Regions from separate parts of the Homo sapiens genome. Here region 1 is linked to region 2. A link is an interaction called in ENCODE POLR2A ChIA-PET data of the cell type or tissue named here. Cell type or tissue: MCF 10A. All regions are shown on one strand. Links, peaks and the distances in the headings refer to the core of each region. The heading gives the core; the rest is flanking DNA.

Evidence for each region. Peaks named below come from ENCODE experiments on the same cell type or tissue, not always from the same donor. Only the 100,000 strongest peaks of a DNase experiment are listed, where the experiment ranks them.
Region 1: POLR2A ChIA-PET joins it to region 2 with 5 read pairs; 2 of 35 experiments call an interaction of 5 or more read pairs at or near these places.

Annotation. Positions count from the first base shown.
Region 1 is chr5:149,893,108-149,901,107 of GRCh38, reverse strand. It overlaps PDE6A (phosphodiesterase 6A), which reads left to right. Exons shown (of 22, transcript NM_000440.3): 9 at 1,584-1,733; 10 at 2,602-2,745; 11 at 4,332-4,397; 12 at 4,606-4,752; 13 at 5,818-5,925. Among named protein-coding and RNA genes, the nearest start is that of PDE6A, 48 kb to the left of the region's middle. In MCF 10A, for the core only: no CTCF peak of the experiment used is centred there; DNase peaks (open chromatin) are centred at 4,317, 4,937 and 7,497.
Region 2 is chr5:149,738,433-149,755,680 of GRCh38, reverse strand. The region is part of intron 1 of PPARGC1B (PPARG coactivator 1 beta); the gene reads right to left. Among named protein-coding and RNA genes, the nearest start is that of MIR378A, 14 kb to the right of the region's middle. In MCF 10A, for the core only: no CTCF peak of the experiment used is centred there; DNase peaks (open chromatin) are centred at 5,470, 5,850, 7,630 and 8,000.

The DNA.
Region 1 (8,000 bases), core at 1-8,000, 150 kb before region 2:
TCTGTCTCTACTAAAAATACAAAAATTAGCAGAGCGTGGTAGTGGGCATCTGTAATCCCAGCTACTTGGGAGGCTGAGACAGGAGAATCGCTTGAACCCAGGAAGCGGAGGTTGCAATGAGCCGAGATAGTGCCACTATACTCCTGCCTGGGTGACAGAGCAAAACTCCGTCTCAACAAAAAACAAAAAACATAGGTTGAATCAATGATTTCTTTGCTTAAAAATCTTTAATGGTGTCCTCTTTCATTTTCAATAAAATCTGTCTTTTTATCATGGCCTTCAGAGGGAAGGGATTCCATGAAGATTAGGTAGAGTGCTACGGGCAGCCAGGTCTGAGTTCAATACAAACCTGTGCTCTTCAGGCAGTATTCTGCATCCTTTTGGAGACACTCTCTCACCAGGTGCTAAGACAGCTGTTTTACTTTCCAGTATTATTTAAATAATAACAATTATCATCTCACCATGTTAAGAATCTTGAAACTTCAGGATTGGAAGACTCACCTACTCCAGGAAGCCTTCCTTGACTTCCTTTTCTCCTCTGGCTCCCATAGTTCCATAATGTAACTCTCTTAGAGAACTTCCCACACTGCAGTGTAATTGCTGGTTTACCTTACAGATTATGAGCAACCTGAGGACAAGATCTGTGCCTTGGCTTCCTCAGTTTCTAGCTCAGTTTCTTGCACATTCTAAATGTTTGATGAACCAACGGATATATATATATATATATATATACATATATATTTTTCGAGATGGAGTCTCTGTCTGTTGCCCAGGCTGGAGTGCAGTGGCACGATCTCAGCTCACTGCAACCTCTGCCTCCTGGGTTCAAGCGATTCTCCCATCTCAGCCTCCCGAGTAGCTGGGATTACAGGAGCATGCCGCCACATCCGGCTAATTGGCTAATTTTTGTATTTTTAGTAGAGACAGGGTTTTACCATGTTCTTCAGGCTGGTCTCAAACTCCTGACATCAAGTGATCCGCCTGCCTCGACTTCCCAAAATGCTGGGATTATAGGTGTGAGTCGCCATGCCTAGCCTCACCAAAGGCATCTTATAATTGATCAAGAACTTCATTTGTTCAGTGAGGCACAGATTCTTTCCATTCTATAGATGAGAAAATTGAGGCCCCAGGAGAGAAAATGAAGTACTAAAAGTAACATAGGAAGTCAGGGCAAGAGGCAAAATGTGCAGGTTATATCTAGGTTATTAATTCAACGTTACAAGAATCATAGCATTGCCCTTTTAAGCCAGTCCCCTGCCACTGCCTCCCATATCTGAAAGAGAAACACTACCTCTCTGGGATGTTCTGCACATCATTACATCCCTGTAACACACTGCCTGACACACACTGGCCCTGACATCTGAGGGGTGAACACAAAATGGCTACTTGGCTTAAGGAATTCCGACCAGATGGGTTATTTCTCATGGTAGTTGTCGGTAATTAAACTCATGCGAAATCCAATGAACTCCATCCTCTTGCCACCTCCTCTCAGCCAATCAGGGTCATGATGTAGGGTGAAATCTATCATCGTTGCCTCTGTGGCCTGAAACAAGAGGAAACCTAATCTAGCCCTTCTCTTGTAGAAAGAACCTCTGGATGAGTCTGGATGGATGATTAAAAATGTGCTTTCAATGCCGATTGTGAACAAGAAGGAAGAAATTGTTGGAGTGGCCACATTTTACAATCGTAAAGATGGGAAGCCCTTTGATGAAATGGATGAGACGCTCATGGAGGTATGGCTTGCTAGGAGGCCTTTTGCTGTTGGGATTCAGAGTCAGCTTGCTGGGGGAGGCTGGGTGTCACTGCGCTATCACATGGGGCAGCAACCTGGTTGCTATAACCCTGACTCTGCCTCATCAACCACTTTCTTCACTCTCACTGCTGTACTGCACTGATGTGCTGTCAGAGAAATCCACATTTCCTTTTTAAAAAATGTAATTAAGCTGAGCATGGTGGCTCTCACCTGTAATCCCAGCACTTTGAGAGGTTGAGGCAGATGAATCACTTGAGCCCAGGAACTCAAGACCAGCCTGGCCAACAGGGCAATATCCTATTTCTACAAAAAGTTAAAAAAAGATTAGCCAGGCATGGTAGCGCATATCTGTGGTCCTAGTTACTCAGGAGACTGAAGCAAGAGGATCACTTGAGCCCAAGAGGTCAAAGCTGCAGTGAGCCATGATTGTGCCATTGCAATCCATCCTGGGTGACAGAGCAAGACCCTGTCTCAAAAAAATAAAAAATAAAAAATAATTAACAAACTTTACTTTTTAGAGTAGTTTTAGGTTCTTAGCAAAATTGAGCAAAAAGTACAGCGTTCCTAGATATCCCCTATCCCCACATAGGCAAAAACACATTCTCTTTTTGTGAAGTTATTACACATAAGAATGGTACTTTCTGTATGTTAGTGCTTTATGTACAGTGTGGTCACATCCATTCCTTTATCTTAGCCTTATAAGAACTCCGCAAGGTGGGCAGCACACAGCTTATCAAACCCATTTTATAGCTGAGAAAACAGAGGCCTAGAGACTCTTGCTATGAGTTTTAGAGTCAAGATTAAACTTAGGTGTTCTGTCTCTGATTCCTCCTTTCTTTCTTTTTCAGTCTTTGACTCAATTTCTGGGCTGGTCTGTCTTAAATCCTGACACCTATGAGTCAATGAATAAACTTGAAAATAGGAAGGATATTTTCCAGGACATAGTAAAATATCATGTGAAGTGTGACAATGAAGAAATTCAGAAAATCTTGGTGTGTAATGTTCTTTACTTGTTTCTACTCTAATACAGACTGCGTCTCAGAGATGTGGCCAGATTAAGGCAAAACTTGCAACTCCATGAGGGCACAGCCTGGGCATGGGTTTGTGCACTGTTGTGTTCCTTCCTGCCTAGCACAGGGATGCAGCAGCCCTCAACATTTAATGAATGAATGAATGAATGAGTGCATGAGCAGATGAGTGCCTGAGAGTGGTACATAACGACTGCACTGTGTGGCCTGGGGACAGCTATTGCTTGCAGAAACACCTCATTCTTGGGGTCAGATGTTGGCTTGACAGCTCTAGAAACTCCATTTTTCACAGTGCTCAGGGATGACTTGCTACTGGAGACAGAGTCAACCAGCCATAGCCCCTACTCTGAGAGGAAGCTTTATCTGGAAGACCAGTAGACAATTATCAGTTTCTCAGAGCCTCCCTCCTGTGGGGTCAGCTCACTTAAAAGACCCTATTAAGTTGGGTGCAGTGGCTTACACCTATAATCTCAGCACTTTGGGAGGCCAAGGTGGTCAGATCGCTTGAGCCCAGGAGTTTGAGACCAGCCTGGGCAACACAGCGAGACCCTGTCTCTACCAAAAAAAACCCCACAAAAATTAGTCAGGCATGGTGGCGTGTGCCTGTAGTCCCAGCTACTCGGGAGGCTGAGGTGGGAGGATCACCTGAGCCCATGGAGGTCAAAGGCTGCAGTGAGCCGTGATTGCCACACCATGCTTCAGCCTGGCTGACAGAGTGAGACCAGAAAAAAAGAAAAAATAAAGACAGGCTAATGTTTTTAGAGGGCATTTCTTAAGCTGGGAAGATACCACAACAAATTTGATCATTTCATTCCAATAACTGTTAAATTCAGAAGAGAAAACATCCCGTTTAAATAAATTGCCTCATGGTTTGCTTGACTCAGTCCACAGTTTCAGCCAAAGAATGGGTATGTGCAACCTATCGGGGCACAGCCTCGGTGAACCAGTTACAAGTTAACAAATTTTGCTCTGGGTCAAGAAATCAGGAGCAAGTAACTGGGTCCAGTTCCCCCTCCTCTGGCACATGGGGACACAGGCCCAGAGAGAGAAGGAACTTGCCTCAAGTTACACAGTAAATGAGAGGAAGAACTAGGACTATGTCCAAGGCCTCCTTACTCCCAGTCAGTAATAGTAACAATGAAACTATCAACAACAACATTAATTTATGTTAGTGCTTACTATGCGCCAAGCACTGTGCTAAGTGCTTTATATGGATTATTTAATTTTACATATGTTACTTGAGAATGACTTTTCACAATTAAATTTTAATTCACCAGTTAAGTATGTTTATTATCCTCAACTTACAGATGAGGAAACTGAAGATCAGAAGCATTAATAACACGGCTAGTAAGTGGTAGAGCTTGAATTTGAATGCAGGTCTCTATGGCTCTAAAGCCCAGGACCTTGTGCATCAATGGATGTTAAATGGAATCCTCTTTGAGCTGGTGGTTCTGTTGCAAGGACTTTGGAGGAAGGAGATAAATGGGAATGGAAACGCGGAGGCATGTTGTAACCTATTTTTTTTCCCCTGCCATTTTGGGTCCTGGCAGAAAACCAGAGAGGTGTATGGGAAGGAGCCATGGGAGTGTGAGGAAGAGGAGCTGGCTGAGATCCTGGTGAGCTGAACCGGGGCAGCACGAGCCCCGATGTATAACAAGTGCAAAGTGCTCCTGAGCATGCAGGGGTTTCTCCTTGCAAAGCATGTTCCCCATCACTCTGTTCTGATCCTTCCAGCAGACCCAGGATGGGGACAGGGCTGGACAGGAGGTGGGCACCCAGAAACACTTCATGTTTCCTAATCACCTGACTCTATTCCTTATACAGCAAGCGGAGCTGCCAGATGCAGATAAATACGAAATTAATAAATTTCACTTCAGTGACTTACCCCTAACAGAACTGGAGCTGGTAAAATGTGGAATACAGATGTATTATGAGCTCAAAGTGGTGGATAAATTTCACATTCCACAAGAGGTGAGGTCAAAACAAATATATATGATTTCCCTTTTTAATTTTCTTTCTTGCTTGCTTTAAAAAAAAGACTCAATCTGTAAACTACCTTAAAAAGAGTTTACTCTCAGTATTTAGGATTTAAAGAATTAGTCATGTTGCACAGATGAGTCATTTATAAGAAAAGAGACACGCTGTTCCTCTGTGTCCTGTGAAGTGTGATGTTTTGGGTGCGTTGGTTTCTTGCAGTGGGTTCTGAGGTACTAAGCCCTGAAGGCTGGGAATAGATATGCTGCAAAAAATGGGTCCTATAGTTAAATGAGGGCAGAAAATGTGGGCTAAACCCATTTAAACAGGGCTCATTCCCTGCAGGATTCCTTACTAAGGTTTGCTGTGAGTCTAGGGTCATGGGGGACGGCAGAGAAGGTATGTGTGGGAGGCAGTGGGATATGATATGCAGAATTGCCTGAACTTGTTTGATTTTGATTAAAGCAGTGGTTCTCAAAGTGTTACCCCAGACCACATCCACACCACCTAAGAACTTATCAGAAATTCACATTCTTCTTTTTCTCTCTCTCTCTCTCCTCTTTCTCTCTCTCTCTCACACACACAGACACACACACACACACACTCCCAGCTCTGATAAATCAGAAACTGTTTTAACAAGTCCTCCAAGTGAGTCTCATGCACACGCAAGTTTGAGAACCACTGGATAAAAGAGTCCTTTTGTTTTTGTTTTTTTTTTCCCTGTAGAGCCCTTGTTAGCTTCTCCAAGGATAGTTGCTCTCCAGGGCACAGTTCGGGAATTACTGATGAAGCTCAGTCAGAGGAATGATGCATGCTCACCTCGTTTCCTAACAACAACAACAACATCTTCTTAGTATTTAGCATTTAGTATTTGCAAAGCACTTTCGCAGCATGATTGCATCTAGTACAAGCTCTCACCTCCTGGTCCAATGATGGGGTTAGAGTACCTCAAACCTCAAAAGAGAGGGCCATGGGCCATGCCTTCTTCATATTTTTGTTATTCCAACCCTCATGAGACCATTTCAGGTGTGTCCTGCCTCACTGATGTGCATGTGTTCACAGGCCCTGGTGCGGTTCATGTACTCCCTGAGTAAGGGCTACCGCAAGATCACCTACCACAACTGGCGGCACGGCTTCAACGTGGGGCAGACCATGTTCTCCCTGCTGGTGGTATGGCGGGGCCGGTGGGGCTGGTAGGGTGGGCTTGCATCACACTAGACAATCTCATGCAGACTCTACATGGTAGCAACAGCGTTGTTCTTCTTTCTTTATTTATTGTCTTTTAAGAGTTATGTGAAAGCAGTACGGGCTTAGTGTAAAAGGATTCCAAGAATAGAGATGCATATAAAATAAAAAGTGAAAGAAAGCTGCAAGCTACCCCCAACCTCAGTCAGGTTATTTGGGGGTAACCATGTCACAAGTATAAAAGTAGTTCAACAGGGCCGCCTGTAATCCCAACACTTTGGGATGCCGAGGCGGGTGGATCACGAGGTCAGGAGTTCAAGACCAGCCTGGCCAAGATGGTGAAACCCCATCTCTACTAAAAATACAAAAATTAGCTGGGCGTGGTGGCGGGCACCTGTAATCCCAGCTACTTGGGAGGCTGAGGCAGAGAATTCCTTGAACCCGGGAGGCAGAGGTTGCAGTGAGCCAAGATCGCGCCACTGCACTCCAGCCTGGTGACAGAGTGAGACTCTGTCTCAAAAAAAAAAAAAAAAAAAAATTCAACAGTTCAATTGGTCATGGTTATAGTCTTTGCTTGGGGGCATAATGACAATTAGGAACATATTTCATTTTTAAATGGCCTGTTATAAAGAGGTATCCATTTCTGTAGTTAGCCTGGCAATGCAAGTCATAGTAATGTGGAAATCCACTTAAAATAAATAAATAAAGATTAGAAAACCTTGAAATAGAAAAGTTTGCCATTCACCATTCGAGATGCCTCCAAACCACCTGTTAGCTGCTCCCATAAACACATCATGTGTTCTTTTCCCCAGAGAAATTTTCTGAAATTTCCTTAAATTGTGGCAGTGTCTAGAGAAACAGCAGTATCAGCCACCTTTAAATTAAGCTTCCTGTAGTACTAAAATCAGAGAAAAGATAAGTGCAACATTCAGTTTTGTTCAGCCTCATACACAAGCCCCAACAAGGACAAAAAGGAGGTCTAAAGCTGCATCATGTTCCATTAGGTGTTTCCATGAATCTTCTCATCCACTTTTTAGAGAGTTGCTTCTACCTGTCTGAACACTGGGAGGCCTGATTGACTATAAAATCCAAGATTTCCCTCTAATGTATAATCAGCTTTAAATTCCCTATAACTGGTACCCCTCTACCAGCAAGAGTGAGCCCCCAGGAGCCCCATTGGAAACTTTCCTCAGTAGACACTAACTTATATTCATCTATTTTGAGGTCATTAGTAATTCTGGTTATTGATTGCTTTGGCCTCTGATTGTGGGAGTTATTATGGGAACTTTCAGGGGCAAGCTATCTGGGAGCATGAGTGAGCCTGGCCAAATAACAAGTTCTGAACCATCAGGGAGACAGAACAGAGTAAGCAAACCCAATATAAGCCCTTGGGACTGGAAAAGAGGCCAGCTAGTGATGCATGAACAGAGTTCAGTTAAGTCTGTCCACTCATAAGTCTGCATAGCTCCTGAACAGGGTCCAGTGAGACACTTACTTTTTTGTAGTCCCTTCATAGCATACTGTAAGGTTGCATAACCATATTTAGTGGAAAGAAACCTTACTGGATTTAATCCAGTGACATCCTACAAGCAATTACTCATACCCACATAGGTAGTCTCCAGGTCTTGACTATACAATACCTGAAAGCAGGATATACCTTTTGTAGGCATCACTTAGATGGGTTTTCTATATTTGGCAGTGATTAGGTTATTAATTAGAAAGGTCAGAGTACGGTTTCCTTCATGATGGCAGAGAAGTCTTGATCTATGATCCCTGTCTAGAATGCCATCTGTTTCTGTGGAAAACCTTCCCTGGTTAGCTTTACCCGAAGGAGTCCAACAGGTGTATACTTCCAGGAATCTGGAGGGACCTTTTGAATTGAGAGATGTAGATCCAAGACTCAAGGCCCTAAAGTTTTGCGGTAGAGAAGAACTTGGTATGGTCGCGTCCAATGGAGTTCAAGAGCAGTCTTCCTTTGGTGTAATTTCCAAAAGACCTAATCTTTGGGTTCTAGATCATGAAAGATCTGGTTGTCATCAACTGGTGGGTCACAAAGGGCT
Region 2 (17,248 bases), core at 4,461-12,460:
CAAGAACAAAATTCCATCTCAAAAAAAAAAAGCAATAATAATAATAATAATAATAATAATAATAACAATAATAATAATAATAACAACAACAACATCTACAGCAGACAAGAAGGACTCCCGCACTGTTTCAGCCATCTTCTGCAACCGTGGCCCAAAAAGGCTAAGTCCACAGTCCAGGGTTTACATCTAACAGCTAGCAGAACTGAGATTCCAACATAGACATCTTTCAGCTCTGAAGTATTGGCTCTTAGGGGTTCACCCATGAAAGAGTTGGCACTTAAAAAACCAAAGACAGGTGTGATGGTGCATGCCTGTAATCCCAGCTACACCAGAGGCAAAGGTGGGAGGAATGATTGAGCCCAGGGGTTCAAGCCTGCAGTGAGCTGTTTGCACCACTGCACTCCATCCTGGGCAACAAAGTAAAGCTCTGTCTCTTAAAAAAAAACTTTTTTAAAAAAATCAGGATGTTCTAGGCCAGGCACAGTGGGTCACGCCTGTAATCCCAGCACTTTGGGAGGCCAAGGTGGACAGATCACTTGAGGTTAGGAGTTTGAGACCAGCCTGCCCAACATAATGAAACCCTTCCTTTACTAAAAGAAAAAAAAATTATATATATATATATATATATGTATATGTATATGTATATGTAGTGTATATGTGTGGGTATATATATATGTAGTGTATATGTGTGTATATATATAGTGTGTGTGTTTACATATATATATACAAAAATTGGTCAGGCATGGTGGCGCGTGCCTGTAGTCCCAGTTACTCTGGAGGCTGAGGTAGGAGAGTTGCTTGAACCCGGGAGGCAGAGGTTGCAGTGAGCTGAGATCACACCACTGCACTCCAGCCTGGGTGACAGAGCAAGACTCTGTCTAAAAAAAAAAAAAAAAAAAAAAAAAATCAGGATGCTCTGGAAGAAACTGCAGGTTGCCACATGGCTCCTACTATATATAGCAAGACAAATCAGGACCTGGTTACCTGTCAGCCCAGCCTCTGACACCTGACTCCGACAGGCCCATTCTCCTCTGGGCCTCACTCTGCCTACCTGTTTAACCAGATGACTTGGCTGTAAAGTTTAAGGTAAGTAAAATCTTACCACTCATTTGAAACCAAGTAAATACTAATGTGATATTATATTGTGACAGCTTTCTACAGTTTTAAAAACACTTTTATACTGATTATCTATCTATCCAACATCCCTGCTGTTGAACTAATATCCTCTCTTCACAGAGCAGAAAACAGTGACTCAGAGAGTTTAACTGACTTAGTCAAGCTCACCCAGAGGGTAGGCAGTCAGGTCTGGACCCTGACCCTAGCCCAGGAGGCATCCTCCTCCAAACGGAGCTGCCAGGGGAGGGGGGCACGCAAGAAGGACCCGGGGCCACGTGAGGGAATAGGAATAAAACAAGCTCAACACACGAATCAGAAAGAAGAAAATCGACAACTGATACGAGTTCACAGGAAAGGCAACACAGGTGAGTCTTAACCATCCGAAAAGGACTATGAATTAAAACTTCAGAGACTCCAGATTGGCAAAGATCAACGAAGTCTAATAACATGCTGTGTGGGTGAAGGTGTGAAGAAACAAACACTTCTTATGCATTTCTACAGAAACATAAACTGATATAATTTCACGGACAGGAATGTGACAATATACATCAAAATGTTAAATATGCACACCGGCCAGGTGCGGTGGCTCACGCCTGTAATCCCAGCACTTTGGGAGGCCGAGGTAGGCGGATCACCTGAGGTCAGGAGTTCGAGACCAGCCTGGCCAACATGGCAAAATCCCGTCTCTACTAAAAATACAAAAATTATCTGGGCGTGGTGGCAGGCACCTGTAATCCCAGCTACTCAGGAGGCTGAGGCAGGAGAATTGCTTGTTGTGGGGAGGCAAAGGTTGGAGTGAGCCGAGATCACACCACTGCACTCCAACCTGGGCGACAAAGCAAGACTCCGTCTCAGAAAAAATCTAACTAAATAAATAAATACACAACACCTTTTAACTGAGCAATTCCCCTCTGAGGCATTTATCCTATGCATACGGTCACATGTGTGCAAAACTTACTGCAAACTAGCAGCAGTAGTCAATTAGAAATAACCTATTTCTGTGTAAGAGGTAGGTTAAAAAAAATTTTTTTAACTAAAAATAAATAAATAAATAGGCCAGGCACAGTGGCTCATGCCTTTAGTAATCCCAGCATTTTGGGAGGCCGAGGTGGGAGGATCACTTGAGGTCAGGAGTTTGAGACCAGCATGGCCAACATGGTGAAACCCTGCCTCTACCAAAAATATAAAAAATTAGCTGGGTGTGGTGGCACATGCCTGTAATCACAGCTACTCAGGAGGCTGAGGCAGGAGAATCGCTTGAACCCGGGAGGCAGAGGTTGCTGTGAGCCGAGATCACGCCACTGCACTCCAGCCTGGGCAACAGAGCGAGACTCTGTCTCAACGAAATAAAATAAAATAAATAGCAATCACTTAAATGCCCAACTAGTTAAACAAACTATGATCAATCCAAACAGTGAAGCAGATCTCTACATATTGATACGAAATGATCTTTAAGAAATACTAAGTAGAAAAAAAGTTGCACAACAATGCCCTTAGTTTGCTACCATTTGTGCAAAAAACAAAAAATAAAAACCCAGGAGGCAGCAAGTTAGACCACATATATGCGATGTTTGTATGGTTTACCTCTGGAAGAACACATTAGAAATTAGTAGAGGGTTGCTCTGGGGATGGAAACACAAGAATGTGAGTGCAAGGGATGACTGCCATTTGTAACATGCATAATGTTTTTGTTTGTTTGTTTATGTTTTCATCTTGACTCCTGACTTCAAGTGATCAAGATGGAGTCTCACTCTGTCACCCAGGCTGGAGTGCAATGGTACGATCTTGGCTCACTGCAACCTCCGTCTCCCGGGTTCAAGCGATTCTCCTGCCTCAGCCACCCAAGTAGCTGGGATTACAGGCACCTGCCACCACGCCTGGCTAATTTTTGTATTTTTAGTGGAGACAGGGTTTCACCATGTTAGCCAGGCTGGTCTTGAACTCCTGACTTCAGGTGATCCACCCACCTCGGCCTCCCAAAGTGCTGGGATTACAGGCGTGAGCCGCCACGCCTGGCCTGTAACATAATCTTTTAAACCAGGGTCTGTGTTACATTTGCAAAATAAATACAAAAGCAAGTTCATTGTCTCTTTCACATTGAACCACAGTGTATGCTGAAACTAGTAGGAAAATGAGCTTGCCAGGCAGCTGGGTCTTCCTGGGGCTTGCTCTGCGTGAGCCCCACCAATCTCTTCCCCTTGGTTCTGCTCCGACTGCAGTCTGAATCACAAGGTGGATCAGTTAACACTTCAAACAGCCCGACTGAGTAATAGATTCTAAATCAGGAAGGCTGAGTTTAAATGCCTTCCCCACCAGCAAGGGTATTTATCTTGTTCTGTACATATTAACGGACATGTAGAGAGATGCGGTACATAGTATGTAGACTAAAAGCCAAACCTCGGGAGTGATTAAAGCCTGGGAAGTACTTGGAGGTGATCAGATATTGTCTAAACCTGGTATTATCTGAGTTAAAACAGGCAGCAATATCAGCAGCTGTGGTAGGCACATGCACAGGGAAGTAGCAACATAGCCTTACATCTGTTTATGACTCTACAATTGGCAATTTGCTTTCAGATCCATTATACATGCATTCTCACAGCAATGCAGGGATTGCTGTTCCCATTTTATAAAGGAGGAGATAGTTAAACTATGACTACCGTCTATGTTCTCCCCATCTCAAGGTCACAGGTAGGAATCCGCCCATAAAAGGAGGCTGAGAGGTGAGAAAAGTGTGCCCAAGGAGAGAAGCTTGGGGAGAAGTGAAACCTACAATGTTACCTTTATTTTCTTAAGCACTGCCTATGACTGGTTATTTCTGGGTGCTGGGATTAGTTTTCTTTTCTTTTTTTTTTTTTCTTTTGGACAGAGTCTTCCTCTGTCGCCCAGGCTGGAGTGCAGTGGTGCAATCCTGGCTCACTGCAACCTCCACCTCCCAGGTTCAGGCAATTCTCCTGCCTCAGCCTCCCAAGTAGCTGGGATTACAGGCGTGTGCCACCACACCTGGTTAATTTTTGTATTTTTAGTAGAGACGGGGTTTCACCATGTTGGCCAGGCTGGTCTTGAACTCCTGACCTCAGGTGATCCGCCCGCCTTGGCCTCCCAAAGTGCTGGGATTACAGGCATGAGCCAGCGTGCCCGGCCGGGATTAGTTTTCTTTACTTTCTCTTACCTATTTGTATGCTCTCACATTTCAATAAATTAATGCATATCATTTTTGCAACAAGAAAAAATACAATTTATATAATCATAGAAGATCAGCACCATAGAAAAGGTAAAAAAGTAAATAAATAAATAAAAAGAGATAATCCCATATTCAGTTGAAAGGCATTTAAAACCGCTAAACTGCTAAGTGGCAGGGTGGGGATAACCTTACTTTCTCTGACAAATTAGTCCCTAATACTGAAAATTTTTAAATATTAATTTTCAAAAAATCCATATTACATTTGCTAAACAAAACAACCAAAATATAAAAGTAAAAGGAATCTAAGATTATTTCTCCAAAATACTTTGGTATTAACGATAAATTACAGTGCAATTAAACAACTGTCTGTGTTATAGTAAAACATTTAAGTTTTGAATTTCATAATTATTAGCTTCTTTTTTACTCTTCAAAATTGCTTTTACATTAACTTTTTCTGTAAAGCTCAGAGCACAGCTATGGATGTACACAGATCCTGTCTTCCAGGCTGAAGCCTGGCCAGGCTGCCTGCACGGGCACCCATCGTGCGTACTTGGACCTGCCGGTCAGTCCCATGGTCACCTAATGCACCCGGCTGCAAAATCCAGCAGCTGGTGCGGGCCAGAGATAATCGGATGGCTTTGGTATTGAATTGCCCATTGGCCACATGGTACGTTAAATGTGGTTCACTCTTTTTCCACTTGATGTGAGCTTTCTTTAAATAATTACAGACCTCATGGTTGAGCCAGCAGCGGCTCTGTAAGCAGCTCTGTGTGAAAGACACCAGGGGCTGGGGCCCAAGAATGGCCATTCTGAACCTCAAAGAGCACCCACAGCCAAGTCTGCAGACCCCTGGGGTATCTGAGTATTCACTGACACCTTCCTTCCCCTATTAACATATATATATATATATATATATATATATATATATATTTTAACTAAAACAGAGAAGACAGCTAAAAGAAAGTTTGTTTTATAGATTTTAAAAAATGATTCAAGGTGGATAAAATAATGCTGTGGAAAAGGGGAAGAAATTATTGTAGATATCATCTGTCAGTAGAGGATTTTGAATGACTTGCTCCTTTAAAAAAAAAAAATCTGGCCTGAAGTTCCCAATTCTCACCCAATCTTTCCACCCCCATGAATGACTTATCCAATGTTCCGTGATTCACTGGGGAGGTTGGAAATCAGGGATTCTCTTGCCTGGAGTTCCTCCTCCACCTTCTCCTCCTTCCAAACCCACTCGTTTAAGGCACATGATCCCATGACAAATTTCTTCCAACTTACAGTTCAAAGAGAAGTCAGCATTGCACCTGTCACCAGGAAAGGGGCCATAACCTGGGGAGTTAAGAACCTACACTGACATTACCCACTGGGTGCAGGGAAAGTACATTAACCATCTGCGATGAGACTGTTTCCTAGCTCCATCTGTCCATCTGTCTCCAGGAACTAGTCTCCCTCTCTATCCAGTACCTGGTGGTTCAGCTCCAAGCAGAATTTACCAAAGCAAAACAGCCCCCATGATTCACAATCCCAGACTTGTGACACTTTAAAACAGCTCACGTTTAGAAAGATAATGAGTCACAGGATGGCAGAGATTAGGAAACTCAGGGCCAGAGAGGGGGCGAGACCTGTCCAAGGTCACACAGCAAAGAGGAACAGCCCAGGGCTCCCTCCAGACTCCAGGTACAATATTCTCACCATGACACTCTTCTTTCCAGCACAGATGCAAAAAACAAGATTTTCCTCTTCCCTAACTCTAAATTACATAGAGATCAATGGAGATTACAGTTTTCTGGGGGCGTTTCACAGTTGCAACTGTTGCAAAATCATACAATGGCGAGATGTGGCAATTCCGAAAAGACTGGAGATCATTGCTCCAAAAAGAATTCAAGATAAGGCAGGGAACTCAGACAGCAGTAGCGGAGGGGCTCCATTCAAAAAACATCTCTCTTCTCAACCAGGCAGATCTGAAGGGCCACAAGTCTCACATTCCCGTCCAGTTCCTACAACAGTGACCTCAGCGGGTAAGTCACTTCACATCCCTGGGCCTTGGGTTCTTCATCAGCAAAACAGAAATGAAAATCCTCACAAGGATGTGAACTGTGGATGTGAAAATGCTGTGTGAATTTCGCAGTGACACACTAACAGGTATAACGGTAAATAGGAGTAATAATCATTATGATGGCACTAAGTATCATCTGCATCATTAAATTTATTGAGGGCTGTACCTAGTGGTTCTGTGGTGCCTGGCCCCACCGATTCCTGCTGTATTGAGCCAGGGACTTGAGTCAGGACTACATATGAGAAGCTGTACCCCAGCCTTTGTGTCAATCCTTAACACAAATCCCTGCATGTCCCCCACTCACTCCTAGGGCCTGGGGAGGAGCGGTGCAGTCCACAGGGTGATACCATTCATCCCATGCTGCCTGTGAGGCCCAGGGAAGAACTAGTCACCCTCAAAGTCACTCTCCTTCTGAAACCTCCCCAAGGCCTTTCCCCTTCTGCAGAGCAGCCTCCAGCTAGTTTCTCGGACGAGAATCTTGGTGTTCCATCTTTGGATTCTTCCAGACATTTCGTTCATGCTGTCTGTTCCTCACCCCCATGGGGAGTCCTCCAGTCAGCTCAGAGCCTCCCCTCAAGCCTCTCACCTAGCCACTCATTGCTCAGTCATCAGCCACATGATATGCTAGCCATCACGACAGCCTGGTCCCTGGCTAGGAGGCCCCTCCCATCATGTTGGCCAGCTCCTGCTCATCCTTCAATACCCTTTCTGCTGCAAAAGTTGTCTTGACACTCTGCCCTGGGCACCTTCCATGGCCATCAGCAGATCTGTTCATCCAGGGCAGGGAGCAAGGCTTGCTCAAATCTGCAACTGGTTTCCCGTGCACAAGGAGTGACTGCTGCACGGCTTCCTCCACTAAACTGTCACCAAACCATCTGGTCACTGGTAATTGTCATTATTATTGATCATAACACCCAGACACACTGCACTAAGCTCTTCAGACATTGTACCTTCTCATCTTCTCAACTCAACTACCCACTGAGATATATATATATAGATATATCTATATCTATATCTATATCTATATCTATATCTCTTCACCCCATTTCACAGGTGAGGAAACTAAGGCCCAGGCAGAATAAGTACCATGCCCTAAGTCAGCAGCTAACTGACAGACCCTGGACTCAGGCTGACTCAGAGCTCTGTTCTTCACTGTTCTCGTGTGCCTCCCACTTGCCCTCAGACCCTGGGCTGTGCTCATCACCTGGAACCGGCTGGTACTGCCCCTCCTCTGGTTGTTTCACAACCATATCATTGAAAATCTTCTGGCAGGCCAGCTGAGCAAAGGAGGGCTTTCTTCTCCTCTTAGGGTGGATTCTAAACCTCCACCTCCCTCTCCTGCTTGGCTCCTCACCCACTCCTCAACCCCACCCTGCTCTCCCTGGAACCTGATTCACCAACCTGGGCCTGCTCTAGCCTCTCAGGAGATGGGCCTCTGGCAAAGCAGCTTCCACCCAAGACACCATCACTGTCCTCTAGTTTTGCCTGCTATGGTGCCTGCCCATGGTCCACCCCCACCCCACCAGGGAGGTGTGGATGCAGGCACAGTGGGAGGAGATTGCCACATTCCTGTTGGGGCTGGACCAGAAAGTACAAGCCAGGCTGCCACTCCTTCAGCCACTGGGACAAAGAGCAGTGCTGGAGTAGGCTGGAGGCCCCAGGCGCTGCTGGGCAGGTACCTGGTGTCCACACCCACAGGGCAGGGAGGAGCTGTTGCCCAACCCCAAGGAGAAAGTGGCATGAGGCCACTAGGGCACTGGGGCATGATATTTTGGGGCGGGGCCCTGGTCATGCCTGCCTGCTGGGCCCTGGGGACCTCTGTGTGGCTTGGTCAGCAAAGGAGCTATGTCCCCAAGCCCCACACTCACCCTCTGAGCATCAGGCTCACGTGAAGAATGGTGCTAAAAGTATTTTTCTCCTGACACTGTTAGGAGGGTTAGGTGAGCTCGGCAGCCTGTACAGCTTAAGGACTTAGCCAACTACTCACTCATTCAAGACACATTCAGTTATGCGAAGGAATGAAGTTGGACTCTTACCTTACACCATATATAAACATTAACTCCAAATGGATCAAAGATAAAAATGAAAGAGCTCAAACTCTAAAACTCTTAGAAAAAAACAAAGCAGGCAAAGGCTTCCTGACATTGGGTTTGAAAATGATTTCTTAGATATGACACCAAAAGCAGAGGCAACAAAAGAAAAAATAGACAAATTAGACTACGTGAAAATTATTTAATTTTGTGAATTAGAAGACACTATCAACAGAATAAAAAGGCAACACATAGAATGGGAGAAAATATTTGCAAATCATATCTGATGAGATTAGTATCTCAAATGTAAAGAGAACTAAATGTCAACAACAACAAAAAACAAACAACCCAATTTTAAAATACAGGCAAATGACTTGAAAAGACATTTATCTAAAGAAGATATGCAAATGGCCAGTAAACACATTAAAAAATGCTCAGTCATTAGGGAAATGCAAATCAAAACTACAATAAGATAACCACCTCACATCCATTAGGATGGCTACTATTTAAAGAAACAAACAGAAAACAGGAAGTGTTAGAGAGGATATGGAGAAATTGGGACCCTTGTGCACTGTTGGTAGGAATGTTAAATGGTACAGCCACCATGGAAAACAGTATGGTGGTTCCTCAAAACATTAACAATAGAACTACCATATAATCCAGCAATTCCACCTCTGGGCATATACCCAAATGGGTTGAAGTCAGGGTCTCCAAGAGATATTTGTGCACCCATGTTCATAGCACCATCATTCACAATAGCTAAAATGTGAAAGCAACCCAGGTATTCACTAACAAATGAATGGATAAGCAAAATGTGGCATATTCAGTGAAATATTATTCTACCTGAAAAAGGAAGGAAATCCTGACATTTGCCCCAATAGAGATGAGCCTTGATGACACTATGCTAAGTAAAATAGGCCAGCCACAAAAAGACAAATACTGTGATCCCACTTGTATGAGAAACCATGTCACAACCAAAATCATAGAGACAGAAAGTAGAATGGTGGTCATTTGAGGAGATGACACCTGACAGGACAGGAAGGAGGTGAGGAAGCAGCAAGCCATGGCAATGCCTGGGAAGAGCGTTGCCGGCAGAGGGAACAGCAAGTGCAAAGGCCTCACTACACTAGCTAGAAGACTAATTCTATTATCAGTGGAGCCACACCCTGACCACACTGTGGAAGCAGCACACAGAGCTGGGATGGCAGTGAATCAGGCATCAGAAATGGATTCTAGTCCTGTTGCTACCTCTAAGCTACTGCATGGTCTGGGACCATGACCAGCACCCCTCTGATCTTTAAGGGGCCTGATACATCAAACTGTCACTGGCCTCTGGGAGTCTGCAGGTGACTTGTGTTCTCTCAGGCTGCCTTCTTCCTCCTCTCTTCCAACCCATTCACTCATAAAGTAATCCTAATCCCCCCACCTCCTATGAGCTGACCCATAAGTGGGTGTGGGATTGAGGATCAAGGAGGACAAACACAGGGACCAAGACGAATATTTGAAAACTGATTACCGGCAGGATCCTACCAAGTCACTCTCTAGACCTCTATTTTCCCATCTGTAAAATGGGAATACTTCTTTTCCCTATGACATGAGATTGATGTGAAGATCAAATGGAAATGCCTGATAAAGAAGTTGCCCTGCTCTCCACGGGCATTATTATAAAGAGGCTTTCGATCTGTTCCCTGGTCATTCATCCTAAATGCTAGCCTGTACCCCACACTGAGGCAGGAAAGAGAGAGGGGAGGGAACTGGCAGAGTTCATGACAGACACTCTATGAATAGTACCTGATTTTTAGTACCAAAGCAGGGGTGTCATCAGAGGGAGCTTTTTAAAGACAGAGAAGCTTAAGGGCCTACTCTCAAAGATTCTCACTCTATAGGTCTGGGACAGCCCCAGATGTGTAATTATGACTTTTTTAAACTACAGAGTTGATTCTGATGTGCACTCATGGCTGAGAACCACTGATTAGTTCTACCAAGCCTGGCAGGTAAGTCCTATTATCATTCCCATTTGGGAGCTGGCTAACTAGAGCACAGAGCAGCTATCTAACTCCTTAGATCACACAACTAAAAAGTCACAAAGCTGGCCAGGCACAGTGGCTCCTGCCTGTAATCCTAGCACTTTGGGAGGCCGAGGCAATAGGATCGCTTGAGCCTAGGAGTTCGAGACCAGCCCGGGCAATATAGCAAGACCCTATCTCTAAAAAAAGTAAAAAATTATCCAGGTGTAGTGGCACATGCCTTTAGTCCTAGCTACTGGGGAAGCTGAGGTAGGAGGATCCCTTGAGCCCAAGAGGTCGAGACTGCAGTGAGCCTCCTTGATCGCACCAGCTTGGGCAACAGAGCAAGACCCTGTCTCAAAAAAAAAAAAAAAAAAGTCACAAAGCTAAAATTTGAACCAGACTCTAAAGCCCAAGCTCTTATGAATCACTAAGCGCAAGTGCCACTGTTTCTTGAGGCCAATCAGCACTTATCTAATGCCGAGCTACAAACTCTTTGTGCTACCTTAAGCAGCCTTGGAAACATAAAAGACAACACCTTATTTTCAGAGATTGCATTAACTTTCAAAGAAAGCTTTATGGCTAGACTAACTCATTCATCTGGCTTCATCAAGGAATTATGTATGCTAACAATATGCAAACTTTATAAATAACTTGGAATGCCAAAACTTTTGCCTGCTTTTGATAGACTTCCTATTTTTGATGGTAATACCAAAATGTACTTCACACTTTCTTGCTTTCTCGGAGAACACTGAACAGAATGTACCTTTCCTCAGACACGATACACTGTCTTCACCAATGAGCTTTGCGCTTTCACATAGTAATGTATTCAGGAACAAGACAGGTGTGCAGGACCCCTCAGCCCCCTCACTAATTGGCCCCAAGCTGGCTTCGGTGCTGCAGTCCACGTGTCTGCCTCTGGTAGATCCTCACCTCTCACCCCATGCCTACATAGGCACACACTAACAGAACCAATGTGCTGCTTCTCATATCATGAGGCCTTGCTTGACATGACTGCCAAGCTTGTAAGAACCATGTGCAAACTAAGAGTGAATTGGCCCTAGGCAGGAAAGGTGCCAGGTGCAACATATGAGGAGATTCTAAGCAAGGGAAGATCCACGCAGCCTGAAGTTCATTTTCTTGGGCTGGGCACTGTGGTCACTGGTCCCCAAGTCCTCTCTTGCCCCTTCACCTCCCTGGATTTCTCTTCCTTCCTCATGAGTGCAGGCAGCCTGCCTAGTCTCTCTGGAGTAAGTGGGTGGGTCATAGGCATGAGGCCTAGTGTAAAGTGCTGGTTTCAATCCCCCGGGAAGATGTGGGGACATCTGACCAGACACCTCCCTGCAGATACCAAGACTCTCAAAACTCTGAGCCCCTCCCCAGTTGAGGCAGAGCCATGCCCTGGAACAGACTGGATTCCTAGCAGTGGTTTATCATTCCACAAAGATCTGTGCACTGGAGGTGTATTCTGATAGTGGGTTCTGGAGGCTCCACAAAGTGTTTGCCTTTGATCCTTCGTGTGCAAGACTTATCTTGGTGACAAGGGCAGGTGACTCCTTGTGGGGACTGGTACAATGCTGCCACACTCACCTCACCCACACATCCTAGCACGTCTCCAGGCACAAAGAAGGACCTCTGGGCCAGGCAAACATCAGGCAAATGTTGTGAAAGATCGAACAGCATTTGTTCATCATTCAGTCATCCAACAACTATTTATTGGGGGCCTACAGTGTGCCAGGGACTGTTAAGTCACTGGGATTTGATGGAAAACCAGCTTGATGAGCTCCAGTCCCAACTGGGTAGAGAAGAGGGAATAGTAAAGAATAAATAGGGCCGGGCACGGTGGCTCACGCCTGGAATCTCAGCACTTTGGGAGGCCAAAGCAGGCAATCACCTGAGGTCACGAGTTCGAGACCAGCCTGGCCAATATGGAGAAATCCCATCTCCACTAAAAATACAAAAATTAGCCAGGCGTGGTGGTGGGCGTCTGTAATCCCAGCTACTCAGGAGGCTGAGGCAGGAGAATCAGTTGAACCCAGGAGGCAGAGGTTGCAGTGAGCCGAGATCACACCACTGCACTCCAGCCTGGGCGACAGAGCGAGAATCTGTCTCAAAAAAAAAAAAAAAAAAGAATAAACACATAAACAAAGGTTATAAAGGGCTGAGGCTACAGTTTACATTTAACCAGGCTCCAGGGAAGGCCAGAGTAAGGAACAGACCTGGCACACAGTGGGCCCTGAATAAATGGATGTTCTCCCCATATAAATCCTCTTCTGCACCCCCATCTTGGCTATGAGGGCACCACTCTGAGCCCCCTGCCCTCTTACCTATATCTAGTGATTTCCACTGAGCCCCACAGCTGAGGCAGGGTATGGGCCCCACCACCCACCCCAGCCACACCAAAGATGCCTCCTGTTACACCATTCCAGTCCTTCTATGTGCTTAGCCAAATTAGCCACCACTGCAATTGTTAGGACCATGTGCTCTGAAGTCAGACAAACCTAGGTTCAAATCCCAGCCTACTTCCTAGCTAGGTGATTTGGGGAAGTCACTGAAATTCTCCAAGTCTGTTTTCTCATTTGCCATACTGCCAACCTCACCGGTAGTTGATTAAACAAGGTAAAGCACCTAATGGCCCTAGCTTAGTACCTGGCACATACCAATAAGTCTCTAAGTGTTGGCTCTTTTATATTATTACTGTTATGAATAATAATAATAAAACTCTTTGCCAACTCCCCACTGCCTGCCAAGTCCAAACTCCTCAGCACAGTCAGAGCTCTCCTCCTTAGCCAGTCTGCCCTTCTGTTTTGTTTTGGGATGGCTGGAGGGCAGAAATAAACTCACCAGAGTGGCAGAGTATTGAGGGAAGGCAGGGAACAGAAAGTGTCTGTAGCAGACTGTGGGGATCGCAGAGCAAAAAGGGCCAGTTCTGAGAGGGGGAACTACAGGAGGCATCACTTGAGCTGAGCCTTGCAGTGTGCAGGTGCAGATGGGAGAGGGGCACAGGGAGGGGACAGACACTTCATGGCGGGGCCCCCATGGTTGCCTGGTATAGGGGAGGAGCTGCAGAACAGCACCAGCACCACAAACTCTGGGTTGGCCTAGGTCTACCCAACTGTAAAATGGGGATAGCAGTGGGACTGCCTCATGGGGTTCCTCTGAGATTAAATGTGATTACACATGTGAAGGATGTGGCACAGGGCCTGATCTCTTGAAGGGGATATAGCAGTTGTTGACTGTTATCACCACCACCACCATCATCATCATCATCACCATCCTTGAAGGACATGGTTGAAGATGACACCTGCCTGGGAACCTTTAACACCAGGGTTCATGTTAAGAATATTATGTGGCTATGCCAGGCGTGGTGGCTCACGCTTGTAATCCCAGCACTTTGGGAGGCCGAGAGGTTTGAATTACCTGAGGTCAGGAGTTCAAGACCAGCCTAGCCAACATGGTGAAACCCCATCTCTACTAAAAATACAAAAAAATTAGCCAGGCATGGTGGCAGACGCCTGTAATCCCAGCTACTCGGGAGGCTGAGGCAGGAGAATCACTTGAACATGGGAGGAGGGGGTTGCAGTGAGCTGAGATCGCGCCACTGCACTCCAGCCTGGGCAACAGGGTAAGACTCTGTCTCACGAAAAAAAAAAAAAAAAGAATATTTTGGGGCTGTGCTCTTGCAGTGGTGGGAACAGTATGGCATTGCCAAACACAGTATTTGACAAATAGATGGATAGTGAGCTACATGGACATTTGAGGCTTCAAATCCCATACCCAGTAGTCTGCTTCTGCAAAGGCAGGGTGGGTCTGCAGGTGTTTTGAGCAGGGGCTGCTGTGGCCTGGGACTGCTAGCAGCATAAAGGCCGGGTTGCCCTCAGTGCCAAGGATCCAGGGCAGGGCCCTCCCCAGTGTTCTGGGTACCACACTTCCTTGCAAAGAGCCTGAGACCAGAAATAAAGGCGCGAGCAGCCACGTTGCCAAGGCTGTTTGCCATGGCAACATCAGGGAGCGACTCGTGGGCCGGCTGCTGCAACTGCTCAGGGCCTGGTTGGTTTCTAACATCTCCTCGCATTCCCTCTGCTAAATGACTATGTTCTGCCAGGCAATCACAGGGAAAAAATACGGCTGCAGAGCTGTCGGGGAGCATCCATCTCTCAGCCAAGCAGGGCTCACCCGGCTGAGTTCCCAGACAGTGGGTCCCAGACAGTTGAGTCCCAGCTACTCAGAGCCAGCCCGGCCAAGCAGACAGCAGCCGAGGGCCCTGTCTTGCCTCTGCTGAGTGACCTGAAGGCATCCTCTGATCTGTTTCTAGTCTGTTTCCTTCCTTCAAGGTAAGGGCATTAAGCAAGATCGTCTCTAAGGCACTCCCAACTCCCAGAAAGCTCAAATTGACATTTGTGTGTTTTATATTTTTACATCATTGTCGTTGTCATCATCCTAGTGACCACCATTTATTGAGCGCTTACTATATGTCAGGTGAAGCTGCAAGCCTTAATTATCTGCAGCTATCTTAAGTTATCCTACAAAGAGCATACTATTATTATCCCCAATTTGGGGGATAATATATGAAGAAACTGAGGTCAGAGAAGTTAAGATACTTGCTCAAGGTCACATAGCTAGTAAGTGGTAGAGCACTGATTTAAACCATAGGCAGTTAAAACTCCAAAGCCTAGAGCTCTTAACCACTATTGGGTATTTCTTCTCTCTTCAAGTGGCATCTCACTAGAAGTGGTTTCCTAAGTCAGTATTGCAACACTTGCTAAGGCTGGATGGGATCCCTCGTCACCTGCCCCACAAGTAGAGAGGAAAAAACACTCTGCAAGAAGAACCTCAGGGCCTCGACTAGATCAAGGACCTGGAGCTCAGAGGGAAGACAAATGGCAGGGTCTGCATTACATGTGTCCCCTTTTCATAATAACAAGGGTTACTACTCATTGAGCATTTCTGAACACTTTACAGACATTGCCTCAACTATTCTTCACTAAAAGCCTTCAAAGCATATGCTACTATCGTCCCCATTTCCTAGATAGAAAAAGAAGGCCAAAAGAAATTCTCTGCCAAGCTCCCAGGGCTTTGCCCAAGCAGAACCCCATCCTAGAATTCACAGCCCTCTCAGTCACTGAAGCAAACAATTAGGGCAAATGTTTGTTTTCTTACCTAAAACACCAAACAGTCATCACAGGCCTTTGGGGACAGTTAATCAATGGCTTTATCCCACCATTTGTGAAAGTCTCTCAGGTCTCGTCTCTGGTCTCCTACTCCAGATCTGGGTAGCAATTCGGTCTCTATCCTGAGGAAAGAGCAGGGTGGGAGCCCAAGGGTCCAGATGCCACCAAGAGCCTGTCAACCCTGTGCCCAGGCCAGCTGGGTGACCTCAGGCCAGGCCCCTCCTCTCTGAGCTCTGTGAACCCAGCTGCTGACCCCTTGGCTCCCTCTCCCTCACTGGGTAGTCCTGAGCATCTCATGAGAGAACTCGTGGTCAGCTGCAAGGAGGACCTTTGGGATTTAGGAATGACAAGAGTAGGAAGAAAATGCAGTCTGTCCAGGGGTGGTGGTAGACCTTGCCCCAGGGTCCCACGGCCATCCAAAGCCCAGCCACTCAGGGCAATGGTGTCTCTCAGAGGACTACCCACCCTGGCCCTCCCCAAGAGCTAAGGCCCACCGCACCTCGCAAGACCTGACACTGGAAATGAACTTGCCAGGGAGTCAGGGGCCTGGGCTTCCTCCAGCCAAGCAGCTGGACCTCAGCTTCCTCTCTTCTGGAAATGGCAAGGTGTACCTGTATCTCCAAGGGCCCCCTGCCCCAAGCCTGGAAGGAGAGGGAGCTGCTCACAGTCAAGGTTCAAATCCCAGGTAAGCCGCTCACTAGCTTCAAGACCCTGAGCAACTGACCTAACCTCCCTGCACCTCAGTTTCATCACCTACAAAATGGGGAAAGCCAGTCTCACAGTTATTGGGAGAAATCCATGCAATAGCACTCAGAAGTCTCTTCACAGATACACAACGAAATAGTCACAGATGAAATGACGTCTTGTACATGGAGATGGAATAAGAGTGACTGCAAGTCTTTAACAGTGGACGCTGGGTGATGGAGGGATGGGGATTCACCATACTGTTCTCTCTACTGTCTACTTCTGTATGAGTTGACATTTTCCATAGTCAAATGTTTAAAATACAAAGTTCTTTCAGAGAACCTGACATTGAAACCTATAAAACGCTCTTCTAGGCAACCACACTGCTAGTCCAGGATAAAAATAATTTCTTGTCCTCCCAGAGCTTTCAATCCAGTTGTAGGAATAAAAGCACACTCAGATACCATGGGATAGTAAGTGGCACAAGCCACGTGGGTGGTGGAAGCAGAAGAAGTTAGCTTCAAAGGCTTTCTAGAGGCTGGACGCGGTGGTTCATGCCTGCAATCCCAGCATTTTGGGAGGCCGAGGCGAGCGGATCACGAGGTCAGGAGTTCAAGACCAGCCTGGCCAATATGGTGAAACCCCATCTCTACTAAAAATATAAAAATTAGCCAGGTGTGGTAGCACATGCCTGTAGTCTCAGCTACTTGGGAGGCTGAGGCAGAAGAATCGCTTGAACCCGGGAGGTTGCAGTGAGCCGAGATTGCACCACTGCACTCCAACCTGGGCGACAGAGTGAGACGCCATCTCAAAAAAAAAAAAATGCTTTCCAGAGAGGGCAGGCTTTCAAGAGGGGGCTTAAAGTTCAGGTAGGCTATGAATACATTAAAATGGCAGGGATGGTGGCGGGGAGAGGACATTCCAGTTCATTCCACCAGACTTGTATTCCATCCCTTCTCAGGAACACTCAGACTGAAGATATAAAACAAGAAGCAGTG